2 separate regions of the Homo sapiens genome follow, and region 1 is linked to region 2. The links are chromatin contacts, found by Hi-C or POLR2A ChIA-PET in ENCODE. All regions are on one chromosome and are shown on one strand. Each heading gives the region's core, a stretch centred on a gene start or an enhancer-like site at or near the end of the contact. The rest is flanking DNA. Distances are from core to core; before and after follow the strand shown. Region 1 overlaps SHISA5 (shisa family member 5). Region 2 has its middle 76 kb from the start of CDC25A.

Evidence for each region. A loop is a pair of places that touch in the nucleus more often than their neighbours do. ChIA-PET counts read pairs that join two places held with the same protein, here RNA polymerase II (POLR2A). Pooled maps may share reads with other maps.
Region 1: a loop to region 2 is called in a pooled map, with 3 times the contacts of the local background. The contact joins two enhancer-like sites. A Hi-C loop is called at or near these places in 1 of 37 single-sample maps with no recorded cell type and 4 of 50 pooled maps. POLR2A ChIA-PET finds 5 or more read pairs at or near these places in 2 of 52 experiments (HEK293T and WTC11).

Annotation. Positions count from the first base shown.
Region 1 is chr3:48,477,969-48,480,954 of GRCh38, reverse strand. It overlaps SHISA5 (shisa family member 5), which reads left to right. Exons shown (of 6, transcript NM_016479.6): 3 at 1,698-1,778. Among named protein-coding and RNA genes, the nearest start is that of TREX1, 13 kb to the right of the region's middle. RefSeq lists an enhancer at 1,434-1,483. Within about 2 kb of position 1,679, at least 6 of the 41 ENCODE cell types and tissues checked have a DNase peak (open chromatin) inside an H3K27ac peak, as active enhancers do.
Region 2 is chr3:48,111,339-48,114,078 of GRCh38, reverse strand. No RefSeq gene overlaps it. Among named protein-coding and RNA genes, the nearest start is that of CDC25A, 76 kb to the left of the region's middle. RefSeq lists enhancers at 1-184, 185-686. Within about 2 kb of position 1,443, at least 4 of the 41 ENCODE cell types and tissues checked have a DNase peak (open chromatin) inside an H3K27ac peak, as active enhancers do.

The DNA of each region.
Region 1 (2,986 bases), core at 430-2,929, 370 kb before region 2:
CCTGGCTAATTTTTGTATTTTTAATAGAGACGGGGTTTTACCATATTGGCCAGGCTGGTCTCGAACTCCTGACCTCAGTTGATCTGCCTGCCTCGATCTCTCAAAGCACTGGGATTACAGGCATGAGTCACTTCCCCTGGCCCATATCATTTATTTTTAACCATTCCTGTTTTCTGATAAATTATTATTATTTTTGACATTTGAGTCTTGCTCTGTCACTTAGGCTTGAGTGCAGTGACGTGATCTGAGCTTACTGCAACCTCCGCCTCCTGGGTTCAAGCGATTCTCCTGCCTCAGCCTCCCGAGTAACTGGGATTACAGGTGCATGCCACTGAGCCCGGCTAATTTTTGTATTTTTAGTAGAGATGGGGTTTCACCATCCTGGACAGGCTAGTCTCAAACTCCTGACCTTGAGATCCACCCTCCTCGGCCCCCCCATTTCTTGATAAATTCTATTAAAGATACAAATCTCCCTCTAAGAACTATTTTATCTGTGTTTCACGAATTTTGATGTATTTTCATCATTTAGTTCTACATACTTGTTAGTTTCCTTTATTACTTCTTCGTGATCATGATATCTTCTCCCCTGCCAGGTAAGTATCCTTTATGAGTTCTTATTTAACACAATACAAATCAAGAGTTTTGGTTTTATTTTGCTTTTTTTTTTTTGTACCTTCTTAGTTTCCCAAGGTAGGAGTTTTTTGTTGTTGTTGTTGTTGTTGTTTTAGTACTTTTTAAAAAAACTCTGTGGAGGCCAGGCGTGGTGGCTCACGCCTGTAATCCCAGCACTTTGGGAGGCCAAGGCAGGTGGATCACGAGGTCAGGAGATCGAGACCATCCTGGCTAACACGGTGAAACCTTGTCTCTACTAAAAATACAAAAAATTAGCCGGGCGTAGTTGTGGGCGCCTGTAGACCCAGCTACTCGGGAGGCTGAGGCAGGAGAACGGTGTGAAGCCGGGAGGCGGAGCTTGCAGTGAGCCGAGATCGCGCCACCGCACTCCAGCCTGGGCGAGAGAGCAAGACTCTGTCTCAAAAAAAAAAAAAAAACTTTGTGGAAATGTAGGCCAGGTGTGGTGGCTAACGCCTGTAATCCCAGCACTTTGGGAGGCCAAGGCGGGCAGATCACGAGGTCAGGAGTTCGAGACCAGCCTGGCCAATATGGTGAAACACTGTCTCTACTAAAAATACAAAAATTAGCTGCGCATGGTGGCGGGTGCCTGTAATCCCAGCTACCCAGGAGGGTGAGGCAGGAGAATCGCTTGAACCTGGGAGGCGGAGGTTGCAGTGAGCCAAGATCGTGCCTCTGCACTCCAGCCTAGGTGACAGAGGAAGACTCCATCTCAAAAACAAAAAAAAATTATAATAAACTTTGTGGCAATGTGGTTACTGATTTGTAACTTCATCCTGTTGTGGTCAGAGAAGATCCTTTGTATGGTATCTGTCTTCTAAAATCTGCTGAGACTTGTTTTGTGGCCTAACATATGTTCTCTCCTGGAGACAGTCTGGTGGACACCTGAGAGGATGTGTGGCTTTGTGCTATGAGATCCCGGTGTGGGCAGAGTCCACCTCTGGAAGGCCATTGAAGCCACCGGTTCATAGTAGCTTCTGTGCACGTTTTGTGGTGCCCTAAGGTAGTGTTTGTGCTGGCGCTCGGTGGGGCTTCATTGTGCTAATCACAAGGTTTCCTGTTTGCAGCGTGCCTGCCAGTGTAGAGCCGGTGGAGCAGCTGGGCTCGGCGCTGAGGTTTCGCCCTGGCTACAACGACCCCATGTCAGGGTAAGTAAAGCCTGCTGGCTGGGTGCATCTTCCTGGCAAAGGTGACAAGAGGGCTCAGGGGGGCCAGTGTGCATCTGGGGGACTGGGATGATTCGGTCATTGGGGTGGAGCCCAAGAAACTGTCACCATATCTGACCACTAGGACACTTGCTCCTTATGCTGTGAAGGTGTCTTCATTAGTGTGCTGGGGTGGTGGGGACGTGGGTGACTGTGGTCGGGGGTTGACAATTGAAGGGCCAGGGGTCCGGGGTACATTGACCTAGATGCTGGGTTGAGTCAGCAGATGACTGATGGGTCCCGATGGGGGCAGGAGTGACAGAGAAGGGGCTGTAGTGGGCATGCGATGATGGTAGATGGGGGCGGGTATATTGTGATTGGGCATTGGTGACAATGGTGATGGTGATGGGGTGATGGTGGTGCTGGCAAGCACATGGTATTGGGGTGATAACGGTGGGGAGAGGTCCTGGGACAACCAATGATGCCACAGTTCCTGTGTGAAGCTTTGTGGGTCATGGTTACTGTGTCAGGACTCTCCTCTCAGGGAACCAAGGAGCAACCCCAGCCCCCAAACCCCAGTCCCCTTGGCTGGGCTCCGGCCTGTGTTATTGCCACCGTAACAGGAGTTGTGACATCTTCCTGGAGGTGGAATGGGTGTGCAGCCACTAGGGCGGGCTTTCCTGCCTGGGTCTGTTCCACTTGCTGTCTCCCCTCTTCCCTGGTGGATCTAGAAGCCGCTTAAAGAAAAGGTCTGCCCAGGAGGGCAGGGTTTCCCCTTTGGAGGAAGAGACCTTGGGCTCTGGGCCTGAGTGGGGGGCTTGGGTTCTTGTTTTGCCCCATCCCATCCTGTAGGCCCAGGCAGGTGTGGGGCCTCACTGGCTACAGCAGAATCAGGGCAGGGCTCCTGTGCGTGGAGGAGGGGAAGAAGTGCAGCTGTGCCCCTCCTCAACACCTCAGGGCTGGTTGGAGCCTGAGATCTCTACAGGCCTTCCCCTCCACGTCCAGGAGCCCAGGAGCGGCTGTCCTGCCCTGAGGCCCAGGATTGTGGGCTTTCAGATGGCCCCGTGGGAGATGCCTATGCCCAGCCTGTGTGGGCCTGGAGGCAGTCAAGGAGTGGGCCTCGTCCTGAGGACAGTGGGCATCACAGAGGGTTCTGGGAGCGCTGGGGACCGAATGGAGTTTTAGGAAGACCACACTGGCTGCTCTGTGGA
Region 2 (2,740 bases), core at 194-2,693:
GTTGTGGGGCTGGGTGTGGTGGCTCACGCCTGTAATCCCGGCACTTTGGGAGGCCGAAGTGGGTGGATCACGAGGTCAGGAGTTCAAGACCAGCCTAGCCAACATGGTGAAACCCTGTCTTTACTAAAAATACAAAAAATTAGCTGGGCATGGTGGCACGTGCCTGTAGCCCCAGCTACTCAGGAGGCTGAGGCACGAGAATAGCTTGAATTTGGGAGGAAGGGGTTCCAGTGAGCTGAGATCGCGCCACTGCACTCCAGCCTGGGCAACAGAGCGAGGCTCTGTCTAAAAAAAAAAAAAAACAAAAAACACACACAGAGGGAACTTCATCATCATGTTACATAAAACTGGCCTGTTTTGGAATTTGGCTATTATCTCTCATTCTTCTGATTTCTCAGAAGGTCAGGTAAACAGCTTGGTTTCTTAACATATAATTTTAGCATGAGTAATTCTATTTTAGTTTTTTCCTTTTTTTTTTTTTTGAGACAGAGTCTCACTTTTGTTGCCCAGGATGGAGTGCAGTGGCGCAGTGTCGGCTCACTGCAACCTCCACCTCCCGGGTTCAAGCAATTCTCCTGTCTCAGCTTCCCGAGTAGCTGGGACTACAGGTGTCCGCCACCATGCCCGGCTAACCTCAGGTGATCCGCCAGCCTCAGCCTCCCAAAGTGATGGGATTACAGACGTTAGCCACCTTGCCCGGCCCATTTTAGTTTTTAGTCTGGTCTTTTGGGGCCTAGTGCAGGAGCTTTGTCCGAAACAATGGCTAACGTAGTGTTTTTATTAGCATCTGAAAGACTCGTGAGGGGAATCTGAGACAGTACATTTGATAAGGCTTCCCGAATTGTCTTTCCCTTTTGCAGCAATATAGTTATTTTAGGGGGCTGGGGTTCCCATTAAAGGGTTCTTGGCAATATTAAGTGAGTGAATATGTCATTTATCCTAAAGCCAGTCCCATATGGCTTGCATATGAAGTATATCAGCTGCTTCATCTGAGTGTTCTATTTGGCATTTGTAGGTGGAGCCAGGCAGTCCCCCTTTGCAGGGTAAACAGACCTTACCATGGCTTTTATCCAGTCCATCAGGCTGGCTGTTCCCTTGGGAATAACCTCCTATGTGTCTGTGTGTCGTAGAGCTATCTGTGATTGTTCCATAGTGAGCTGTGGGTCCTGTATCAACCCAAACATGCTCTTTCACTCTGCAGCACTTCAAACCAAAGATACTGCTCCTAAATTTGTTGCTCTCAAAATCCATTTTAGTAAAGCCTCCTCAGGAGCCTGATGATACCAATCTGCAAAATGAAACGCTTCCTTCATACTATCCCTCTAGTTTTCACAGTATCTTGGTTTTGCTGCTTCCCCGCATTGACTGCCTTTTTGGTAACCACAGGTCTTAGAGGTACTTTCTGTTGTCTCTCTATAATTTTTCCCTTCTGGGGGAGGCTTTGTGGCTTGTGGCCAAAGCTCAGACTAACTGAAAGCTAAACTTAGTCTAGCATCAAGATTGACCCAGAACTCCCTTTTACTTTCATTTTTAGCTATTATATATAACAGTAAACAAGGAATTGAAATTTTGTGTTTTTTTCTTATTAGTTTGCATTTCTTTTTTGTTGTTTTGAGACATGGTCTCATTCTGTCACCCAGGCTGGAGTGCAGTGGTGCAATCTAGGCTCACTTCAATCTCCACCTCCCAGGCTTAAGTGATCCTCCCACCTTAGCCTCCCAAGTAGCTGGGACTACAGGCCCGCACCACCATGCCCAGCTAATTTTTGTATTTTTGTTGTTGTTGTTGTCATTGTTTTGAGACAGAGTTTTGCTCTTGTTGCCCAGGCTGGAGTGCAATGGTGCAATCTCGGCTCACCGCAACCTCCACCTCCTGGGTTCAAGCGATTCTCCTGCCTCAGCCTCCTGAGTACCTGGGATTACAGGCGCATGCCACTACGCCTGGCTAACTTTGTATTTTTAGTAGGGTTGGGGTTTCTCCATGTTGGTCAGGCTAGTCTCAAACTCCTGGCCTCAGGTGATCTGCCTGCTGAAGCCTCCCAAAGTGCTGGGATTACAGGCATGAGCCATCGTGCCCGACCTAATTTTTGTATTTTTATTAGAGACAGGGTTTCACCATGTCACCCAGGCTGGTGTTGAGGAAATCCTGACCTCAAGTGATTCTCCCGCCTCGGCCTCCCAAAGTGCTGGGATTACAGGCGTGAGTCACTGCACCCAGCCTAGTTTGCATTTCTTTATCCATTTGGTAAACCTACTCCCTGGGAGTTGGATCCATCTCTAAATTTTATTGGTAACTTTTACCTTTTGTAACTGATTGTAGCACAGCTGATACTTCGTACCATGGGGGACCACACGGCCACCCAGGAATCAAAAGTTCCTCACCTCCCACCCTTTATCCTTTTTCTTCCCAAACTACATGTTTCCATGAGCAGGGCTGGTGTAGTAAATCCCACTTCTGACACCAAACATGACATTATAGGTGGAGGAACAAAAAAAAACAACCAAGTGATTTTTCCTATTCTCTTACTCAGCAGTCAACAATACTTCTGTGACCAGTGTACGGGAGTTTTTCCCCCCACACCAAGCAAGTAGTCCTTCAGCTGTGGACACCAGCTATATGTCCTCCAATTCAGTTTAATTCTGGCACTATCTACCCAGAGATAGAGTCAGATCCCATATGTTGAAGGTTTAGTATCCTGAATAGCTGGGATTATAGGCATGCACCACCACGCCTGGCTATT